Regions from separate parts of the Mus musculus genome. Here region 1 is linked to region 2. The links are chromatin loops, found by intact Hi-C in ENCODE. Cell type or tissue: gastrocnemius. All regions are shown on one strand. Each heading gives the region's core, and the rest is flanking DNA. Links, peaks and the distances in the headings are about the cores only. Region 1 overlaps Gm7194 (a long non-coding RNA gene). Region 2 overlaps Baalc (brain and acute leukemia, cytoplasmic).

Region 1 (5,381 bases), core at 168-5,167, 110 kb before region 2:
GCTTCCTGCAATGATGGCAAAACCTCTGAACTGTATAAACCAGCCCCCAATTAAATGGTTTCCTTTTTAATAGTTGCTGTGGTCATAATGCCTCGTTACAACAATAGCAACCCTAACTAAGACAATATTCATTATACTTTTTTTTTTGGGGGGGGGGGAGGTTGAGACAGAGTTTCTCTGTATAGCCCTGGCTGTCCTGGAACTCACTTTGTAGACCAGGCTGACCTCGAATTCAGAAATTCGCCTGCCTTCCGAGTGCTGGAATCATTATACTTATTTTTATTGGATAAGTCAAAGGTCCATAAGAAAGTATAGGAAGTCCAACTCAAGGAGAGTACCTAACCTATACATCAATAGAACAAGTCAAGCTGTCTGTGGAGGTCAGAGCATAGCAGGAGACACTTGAAAATGGTTCTGAGAGCACACAGTACCAAACAGTCTGGGAAGAGGAGCTAAGTTCTGTCATCCAGCACTGTGGTGGCTTTTCCTCCATCCATAAATACCTAGATTGCCAGCCAGTTTTGAGCAACTCACAGTCTCACCTCATAGATTGCAAGCATCTTTACCAGCTCACAATGGTTAGGAATTTTAGAAAGCACAAGTTGATTGAAAATTATAGAATCTAAATTATTGGTGAAAGATAACCCAAACTCCCTGACCTGCAATTGTGGCAAGAATATTGTAGATCATCCCCTTCTTACTTCTAGATGTTTACAGAGCTGGAACCTGGCGTCCACTGCAGGGCTTCAGGCAAACACTGAGGCCCGGAGGACTCAGATTTCATTTACTCTGCGTGCTGCATGCTTTCAACTTGGGTAGTCTTTCATTTCCTGTCAAATTTTCTTCCTTCTTATTAAATTACCCAAAGCTGTGCCATTTTCCCCCTCTCCATTATGCTTCGTGGACAGAAGGATTTTTTTTTTAATCAGCATCCTCTGAGCCATTTGAACAGATACTGCATTGTAAGAATTCTTCAGAAAATAATTCACCATGGAGATTTGGGTTTGAAAATGGTCAAGATTAAAGGCATTTCTGGGCAGTTCAGATGACTCTTTGCAGCCTGTGTGTCTCTCAAGATACAAAGAGCTGCCTGTTTTGTGATAAAAAAAAGGAAGCCAAATAAATCAGGATTTTTGGAATTACATTCCCTAAACATTTAGTTTTACAAAGTATGTCCAGTTCTACCATTCATTATAAGCTGATGGCTCTCTCTACTATCTGTTGAACTGTGTTTTTATTATTATTATTATTATTATTATTATTATTATTATTATTATTATTATTATTCCTTCAGGTCCCTGTGCTTGGTGGATGGATGTGCTTTGTTGACATAAAGTCGAGACATTGTGGTGGTTGTAAAAAACAAAACAAAAATCCTACAGTATTATCTGCTTCCACCTTGCAAGGCTTTTAGCAAGTGACAGAACAAACGAATACAGATGCACCTCTTCAAAAAAACTAATGCAGAATGCTAAGAAGCGCCAAAATGAGAATTGATTGGTGATGAGAAAAAAAAGAAAGATCAAGAGGTTTGGACATAAAACAATAAATGTGTGACTATCTGAAGAAAAACAAGCATAACAAAGTAGCTTGTGGTCAAGTATGACACAGAAGTTTGCTCTATGGCTTACTAACTACTGCACAGAAAACCAAGACTACACAAATTTCCTTCCTATATTGCTTGAAATAATTGGAAAATAATCTCTTAGCAATATCAGTAGATATTATAACTTGGTATTATCAAAATCATCAGAGAAACTTTACTGACTCTTCCTTCTAATTCTTGATTAAATTAATGATTTATATGTTTATGGACACTGTTGACCTCCTAATTTCTTTACAGATGCCACAGAAAGCATGGTTTGAAGCATATAAATAGTCTAGAGCCAGAAGAAATGTTCGTCCAGTGCCCAAGCTGCTTGCACCAAAGCCAGAAAAAGATGAGGTGGGTCAATGTGTGGGGATGAGGTGACCTTTGGGCTTTGGAGGGAGCTGGCTCTCCCGAAACCCTGGTGCTAATCTATCCCCTCTGTGTCCTTGCGTTTATCATTTGTCCATAGCATTGTCCTGAACTGTCCCCAGGCATGACATGACCCTGTTAGATACTCAACATTGATAAAATTCTCCCCAGAGTCCTCTTGGTAGATTTCCCTTGCCGTCTCAATGGTCAAGGCTGTCTCATGAATCTATTGCCAAATTAAGTCACTAAGCAAGTAATTTTCCTAGAACATGAGGGATGTTTAGGTTCTCCTAGCAAAGAAAGGCCCTTCTTTAGTTGCTAGTCGTTGGTGAGACAACTTGGAGTGTCTGCCACAGACTGCAGTCGGACTGGGGTGGGTGGGTGAAATCTTATCAATTTCCCATTCTTGTAACCAGGAAGGTGCATTGTTGTTTTTATAGTCTCCCCATTAATTTCTGTCTAGGTACCTAGTGGAAATGGGAGACCTCTAGGGGGCAGGCTTAGGATAAATCAAGATAGCTAAATCTAAGTTCAAAAGATGCGTCACAAAGTGCCTTTCATCTGTGGCATTCAGTTCTATTCTGAAGGGAGTGTCTTAGTTTATTCCTGATTGCAATGGAAAGTTCCAGAGAAGATCTTTTTATGTGATGTTTTATACAAAATCTCCCAAAGCTTACACACATATCTTTGCTCACTGGAGAGGTAAAATGTTTGTTCCCTACTTCCAAAGGGATTCTTTGTCAGTGGAATGTCTGCTTCTCCTTTGGGGATGACATTTGGGGTCCCCATTTACTGAAAAGTCTTGAGTAAAGCAAGAACACGTCACCTGCGAGCTGGAGTCTTTTTCCCACAGTGTTGTGTTCCCCAGATGGAACATGGCCCGACTCACAACGCTCATGTTCTCTGTGCTCATCACACCCTCCAAGTTCCTGGGCTATTAGCCTGTTGCTAGAAAGTTAATTATTAGACATTTAATTTTCAAAGTGCTATGGCTGATTTCTTTCCTCTTATTACAGTAACTGTGAACATACTTTAGCTCCATGGTGTTTGCTTCCATGCTGATCCGTTTGTATTTCTGTATAAAACAAAAACAAAAACAACAACAAAAACAAGTCTGAGTCCTTTGCTAAATCTCTGCTAACACAATCTTCCTCAGGTTTTCCTGCCTGAAGCAGCGTAAGATTACTGTTCCAACCCCTCCTCTATTCTGTCTGCTACCATTCAGCACACCAGTAAGAGTGAAGTGCGTAAGCATTTGTAAGTTTATGTATTTCTCGTGAGTAACTTAGCACTTTACCTAATTTTCACAAGATAACTTTCAAATGTATAAGTACAGAAAATATGGGGTTTGGTTAGCATTAAAAGTTTTGTGATACTCGGAAGGAATATCATAACATGCATTTAATGCCTTTCAGTGGCGTCTCTTTTTTGACTGCCATATCTATTATTCCCAAACACTGCCAATATGATGACTATTATATCTTTCATATTGCCTAAAATATTTAAAACAACAATCTGTCACTTGGATGCGGAAGAATTAGCGTCAAACTGTCCTGAATTTGTAGTCCTTGTCTTCATCTATGCATTGCAGCATCTAGAACAGAGGGGTAGAGTCGGGTTAGGAAAAAGCCAATCTCTTGAAATCTGTCACTGAAATGAAGTTAAATGCTTGCTTGACTTGACAGTAGGAAAATAACCCAATTTTTAAAAATGGGCAAAAGAAAAGAAAAAAACAAAACCAAAAAACCTGAAAAGTTAACTCATCAAAGAACATTGTCAGATGGCAAGTAAGCACGCGCAGCAGATGCTCTGCGCCCCGTGTCACGATGTGGCAAGAAGCTGGGAGAGCAATGGTGCCAGTGTATGCCTATTAGAATAGCCAAACCCCCAGACACGGACCGCATCGTGTTCTGGTGAGGATAAAGAGGAGGAACACTCAGTCAGTACCAGTGAAACTGACAAATGGCATAGCCACATGGGAACAGTCTGGCAGTTGTTATAAAACTAAACATACTCTTACCATTTGACCCAACAAGTCTACTCTTCTGTATTAACTCAAAGGAGTTGAAAAGTTATGTCTACACAAAACTCTGCACATGTATGCTTACAGATTTATTCATAATCACAAAAACTTGGAAGCAATCATGAGCCATCAAAAGGTGAATGATTCTGTGATACATTTAGAAAACAAAATATTACTTACCACTGAAAAATGGTTGAGTACTAAACCATAAAAAGATATAAGTATGGAGAAACTTTAAATTCATGCCTCTAAGTGAAAACAAGTCTGATCTGATAAGGCTACATACAATACCAACCAGATGACCTTCTGGAAAATGCACATGTGGGGGAGAAGTGGGAAGGAAGGCATGTTTAAACCTGTGGCATCACGTTGGTAGACACACAGTTGTGACACATGTGTCTAAACCCTTAGAGGGTGCAACGCAAGGATTGATCCCTGGTGTCAACTATAGGCCTCCGATGAGTTATCAGCAGTCATTTCACCAGTGGCCACAAATACATCACTCTGGTGGGAATTTTGATTTCATGTGTTTGAAAGCAGGGGTACGTGAGAAAGCTTTGTAGCTTCCACTGAATTTTTTTCCTGTAAATCTAAAACTGCTCTTAAACAAACAAACAAGCAAACAAACAACAACAACCAAAACCAAAACAAATATAAATCTTGGAGCTGGAGAGATGGCTCAGTGGTTGAGAGCACTGACTGCTCTTTCAGAGGTCCTGAATTCAATTCCCAGCAACCACATGGTGGCTCACAACCACCATGGGATCCAATGTGATCCAATGTCCTCTTCTGGTGTGTCTGAAGACAGCAACAATGTATTCATATTTTATTTTTAAAAAATGGGTAAGATGGGATAAATAGCCGAGTATTGACCTAGGTACCCATACATGACTCTGGGTCATATTCTGAGGAGGAATCCCAGAGCTTTATGAATACCAGGAAGCATTTGACGACCGAGCTGACTCCTCAAACCTAGGTCATGTTCTAATAAGTCTCCCTAGATTTTCATTGCTTTATTGCAAGTTTCACTTCAGCGGTGACAATTCTAAAGCATCTCCACTTGGATTGGCCCTTCTCTAAGTACCAAAAAGAATGGGAGCTCTGGACACAGCGAACAAAACAAAACAAAACAAAACCCAAAAACCTTTCAATTCCCATGTTCACCAGCCTCAGTACGCTTGGTTACCAGATAGTATGCTGAGAAAAGCTACCAGCTCATCTCTGACTCCATTCTGCCAGTTTTCCCTTATGCTGACAGCAATGGTTCCATATCTAAGGCTGATGTTCCCATATACATAAGGCATATTTCCCCAGCCAGATAGTAACTGTTACTTCCATCCTGCATCCATCAGTGATTCCCAGATGACCTTGCTCTACAGAAATCCCGACCTATCATCT
Region 2 (5,381 bases), core at 101-5,100:
TCACAGCGACCTGGATTCCAGATTGCAGCAAAAACCTGCTCAGCTCTTTTCTCCTTTTCACCCCAAATGGAAATAGAGACGTTCTTGGTTTAGCTTGGACTCAACAAATATCTGTATCTAGCAAAGGACTGTACAAACCTTTGTGGATGATACAGGAAAGCTGACTGAAATCATGGTTTGTTCGATTCAGTCTGCTTGTTTTTCTGCCACATTAGTATTTTTAAATATAAAAAATCAATACATGAGCTGGGGTGATAGCTCACACCTATACAGATATCAGCACCTGGGAGGTTAAGGCAGGAGGACAAGAAACTCAAGGTCAGATCCCAATTCATAGAGAGTTTGAAGCCAAATTTGACTACAATAGATCATGTCTACAAAGAAAAGAAAGAAGAAAAAGCAATACATGATTATAGTATTTTTTTTTAAATGTGTGTGGTATGTAACATTCCTGTTAACTGCAGCACGTGGGAGGAGAGGTAGATAGGTTGTTACGAGTTTGAGGTCAGCCTGGTTTACATAGTGAGACCATGTCTCAAAAACAACATCGTATATGTATGTGTATACGTATATGTACGTGTATATGTATATAAATTTACAAATAAACAATACATCATATTATATTATTTATATATAATATATTTTCTATAAGTGTATGTAATTAAAAATATGTAACAATTATATCAATATGCTAAGCTAATATAATATAGTACATATAAATTGATAAACATGTAAATTTTTTGATAAGCCAAATTTCAGCACCTGGGAGGATGAGGAAGAGAGTTCAGATCCAGCCTGGGCTACAGAGCAATCATGGACTACATAGTGAGATTATGTTTCAAAAGACAAAACAAAAACTAAAGAGTCGAGAAGAGGGGTCATTCTCTGGGAATCTGGGCATGGACCCGGCCGGTACCCATTGACCTGGCCAAAATGTAATAAAACTTGCTTCAAATGTGGCTCAAAAGAAAGTATAAAGAAGGATATCAGGGTATCATGATAACATGCTCCGACCCTTCGCGCCTTCCCATAGGTAGTCACGCTAAGCAATTGTTAATGGGATGCTTCTAAACATATACCATCATGGCTCTGTTATCCGTCCTTTCAGTAACCCCCACTTCCTGTCCAGCCTTTTTGTTTCCTGTTCAGCCTTTTTACTTCCTGTCCAGCCCTTTTACTTCCTGTGTAGCCTTTAACTACAGCTTGAACTTTGCACTTATCTATTTTCAACTTTTTAATCAGATTTTAAGTTCAAGAAGATAGAGCCCTTGACGACTTTTGATCAGTATAGAATCTAATTCCATGCCTGTCGCATCATAGATGTCCAATAAATGATTTGAAAAATGGACAAGTGCAGATAGCCTTTCAGAAAGAAAAGAAAAGCAGGGCACAGTGACACATACCTGTAACGCCAGCACTTGGGAGGTGGAGGCAGGAGGACCAGGAGTTCAAGGTTATCAGCTACATAATGAATTCAGGGACATTATGGGCTGCATAAGATTCTGTCTCAGAAAGAGAGAGAGAGAGAGAGAGAGAGAGAGAGAGAGAGAGAGAGAAGGGGGTAGGAGGGAGGGGGAGAAAGAGGCAGAGAGAGCTCCCACGCACAGAATCTGTTTGCCCTGCCTCAGTGCCCTAGAACTTTCCCACTGGCTTTCAGTTATGCAAAGCACTGATTGCTCCTCACACCACCACTGCAGCATCCAGGCCTTACTTTGTTTGTTGGCACAATAGGGCATCTGCAGTCACTCAGGCCGATGCACTTCGCCAAGGACAATGTCCTGTAGGTTATCAGCCAAAATAAAGAGAATGGCTCCAGGTCCCACATCCTCATGAACTCTCATGAAGTTCACACTAACTTCCCCATCATTACTTTTCAGCCGATGAAGGGAGAGACCATGGGCATGGGCAGCAGACAGACAGAAGTTTACATTCCAACACAGCCCTCACAGCTCACTAAGCTCACTGTGTCCCGTTGGATCGACACTCAGCTCTCGGGCCTCTATTTTCCCAGATGGGGAAGCAGACTTAACCTTTCAGAGTTGTGAGGGTTAAAAAGCCATGCGCAGTGTCTGGCACATAGTAAGCCAGGCATGTTTGTTTACCACGCCTCTCCTTATCAGGGATTAAGCACAGAGATTTACAGGCTGCAGCAGAAGAAGGCTTTAGATTTCTTTTTTTTTTTTTTTCTCCATTAAAGGAAGACAGACACTAAGAAACCTCTAGTTCCCAGATTTCATAATCTTTAAAGTGTTAAAGTGGGGTTAACCAGGGAACATTCCATCTCAGCAACCCCATGGTGACAGGCCAGCTATTAGCTTTCCACAGCAGCATCAGAACCGCTTTGACTTGCCCGGCATGGTGGCCCATGCCTTTAATCCCAGCACTCAGGAAGCAGAGGCAGACAGATTTCTGAGTTTGAGGCCAGCCTGGTCTACAGAGTGAGTTCCAGGACAGCCAGGGCTATACAGAGAAACAGAAACCCTGTCTAGAAGAAGAAGAAGAAGAAGAAGAAGAAGAAGAAGAAGAAGAAGAAGAAGAAGAAGAAGAAGAAGGAGGAGGAGGAGGAGGAGGAGGAGGAGGAGGGGGAGGAGGAGGAGGAGGAGGAGGAGAAGGAGAAGGAGAAGGAGAAGGAGAAGGAGAAGGAGAAGGAGAAGGAGAAGGAGAAGGAGAAGGAGAAGGAGAAGGAGAAGGAGAAGGAGAAGGAGAAGGAGAAGGAGAAGGAGAAGGAGAAGGAGAAGGAGAAGGAGAAGGAGAAGGAGAAGAAGAAGAAGAAGAAGAAGAAGAAGAAGAAGAAGAAGAAGAAGAAGAAGAAGAAGAAGAAGAAGAAGAAGAAGAAGAATCGCTTTGACTTAAGCTACTGGGTTTCATCAGCTGACACAAGAACATGTTGCATTTTCCCATAAGCCTCAGGGAAAGACAGGGGAAGCCCCCTTTTAATCTTACGAGGAGTTAATAACACCTGTACAGGTGCATTTAACCTGACGTAGACTGGGATGTCAAGGGAAGAGTGTGAAGATTAAGGACGGCTACGGCCAGAGTATCTTTTGACTGAACTGGTTTTGCTACAGGCCAAATCTCTACAGAAATCTGTCCTGACACTGTAATAGATCCCTTCCTTTTTCCCAGGCATGGGCTGCTGAGGGCTCCCAAGGGCCCTACCACTGCCTTCCCTCTGGTTCCCCCCAGTGGTTCCATCTGTTCCCTCCCTCCATTTAGCATCCTGCTTCTGTTTTCCTAAGAGGCTCCTTTGCTTCACTGGCTCTTCCTTGATGTGCCTCACATTACCACTGCCAGAGAGAAATTCCATTCCACGCTGCCGCCGACCCTATCCTTTGAAGTCCGTGGGGTTTCACCCATCCTTCCTACACTGGGCCACACATTGCCAACCATTGTTGGCTAGACAGTGGGGCTGGGACTTTTGGAGGCAGTCCCTTAGCTGAGAATTAACCCAGACAATGGGTAATTCCTTTAGCTTCTCGTCACTTTGCCAAGAACAATAAGCAACTGGAGACTGTGCAGCTTTGGAGACACAAAGCCCTGCGCACAGGCTGCTCACGCAACGGGCTCAGGGCTTTGACTGCCAAGAGCTGCATTCACGTGGATATTCTGCCTACCGCTGATACTTGAGGGGCTTTTGTTTTGCTTTGCTTAGATTTGTTTATTTTTATCTCACAGGTATGAGAGTTTTGCCTCTATGCATTCCGCGCATGCCCTTGCAGAGGTAAGAAGAGTGTTAGATTCCCTGGAACTGGAGTTAATGGATGTTTTGGGGGAGGGGGAGGGGGAGTGCGAGCACGCTAGCCAAGCAAGATGACAGTTCAGTTCAGTACAACTCAGTAGCCAGTGTAGGTTCAAACTTTGAGATCCCAAGTAGCTTATTGTAGGCATATTAAATGTGCACAGCCCAATTTGGCAAAAAAAGTTTCCTGGTGATAATTAATTCAATCCTGTGTGCACAACAAACCTTAGAACACTGAAACTCTTTGTAAAGTACATGTGGCATCTATAGATGGGTTCTATAGATTCTCTGAGAAAAGCAAGCTCAAGATAAGCGACCGGGTGTGGGGGGTGGGGAGGGTCCTGCGTGGTCTCAGCCACGTAAATAGCACAAAGGTCACCATGCTATTAACCACGCCCACTCCCAACCGTGGAGAAGGAAAACAGGTTAGACATCTCTCCTTTGGAGAAACAACCCTGTGTATTTAGCGTTCCTGGTTCCCCTAGTGTTCATCTGTGAACACAAGGACCTCTGTGGCTCCCACAGTGGTAAAGCTGGTGGGTGCTGGTAACTTTACGTAGGTTTTTTCAAGCTCAGCAAATGCTCTGAGCTGCTGGGCCATCTCTCCAGCCCCAGTTGAGAATTTTGCTTTACTTCGCGTGTGTACTATCCAATACCTGTGTGAATCCGAGGATAGCTTGCAGGAACTGGCTTTCTCTTTCTACTACATAGGCTCCTGACCTCAAGCACAAGCTTGGCAGTAAGCACCTTGCCTGCTGAGCTGGCCTGGGGAAGCTCTGTCTGTTTTGACTTTTAATGGAGGAGGTGAGATCCAAGCCTGAAGAAATAGCATATCAAAGTGTTTGGAGCCAGGTTAGAGTTCCTGGACTGCCTTAGTTAACAGAAAGCAGCAGAGGCTCTTCTTGGATTGTTTTCTGGGCACAGGTGGGGAGCCGGGTGAAGGGAAACACCTTATTAAGTGCTGTGAGGTCAATTTGGTCCCAAACAATCAAGGAAAGCAGGGTACATAAAGAGCTCTCTCTACTGAGACAGTCAGTTCCAGTTTCTGCAAGATCGTTGTTGGTGCGATCATTTTGTCCATTAGCATCTATTGATGCCAGCCAGAAAGCAAGGACCAGAAGAAACTGAAGAAACAGAGATACGGTTTGTTTGATGGGCTGTTGTTGCGGTAAATCTCCAACCCAAATATGCCCCAGCAATGAAAACACAACTCAATTAATATGATTACATGCTGTGCGCCTAGATTGGGCAGATCTACCGCTACACTACCATCTTCCACAGCTTATGAGACCCCTTAGAACTTGCGGTTTCTCCAGGCCATGTGCTTCTGCTCCACTTTTCTTTGTCTTCCTCCTCCTCTGCATCCTCTCCCTCTTCCATTTTCTCCTTCTCCTCTCTCCCTACCTTCCTCTCCACCTTCCCTTTTATCTGTCCAACCATCAGCTCTCATTTATTTTACAAATTAAGGTGGGAAGCAGGTTTACAGGAAATCACCTGAGTGCTGACTCAGTCCTTGTTTGCAGCCCCTCACAGAACGGAATTAACATCAAATACAATTATCCACAACGGGCTATAAAGCACAGAGGACTCAGAACATAAAATCCTGTTGTTCACCATCACTGGTGTGTTCATTGTGTCCCAT

Evidence for each region. A loop is a pair of places that touch in the nucleus more often than their neighbours do. Peaks named below come from ENCODE experiments on the same cell type or tissue, not always from the same donor. Only the 100,000 strongest peaks of a DNase experiment are listed, where the experiment ranks them.
Region 1: it touches region 2 in a loop (2.1-fold over the local background); 3 of 42 quality-filtered maps call a loop at or near these places.

The regions. Positions count from the first base shown.
Region 1 is chr15:39,049,429-39,054,809 of GRCm38, reverse strand. All of the region lies in intron 1 of Gm7194 (a long non-coding RNA gene), which reads right to left. Among named protein-coding and RNA genes, the nearest start is that of Gm7194, 9.9 kb to the right of the region's middle. In gastrocnemius, for the core only: a CTCF peak has its summit at 2,450 (motif pointing right); no DNase peak of the experiment used is centred there.
Region 2 is chr15:38,936,759-38,942,139 of GRCm38, reverse strand. All of the region lies in intron 1 of Baalc (brain and acute leukemia, cytoplasmic), which reads right to left. Among named protein-coding and RNA genes, the nearest start is that of Baalc, 5.5 kb to the right of the region's middle. In gastrocnemius, for the core only: a CTCF peak has its summit at 3,180 (motif pointing left); DNase peaks (open chromatin) are centred at 3,273 and 3,524; H3K4me3 peaks cover 761 bases; H3K27ac peaks cover 1,653 bases.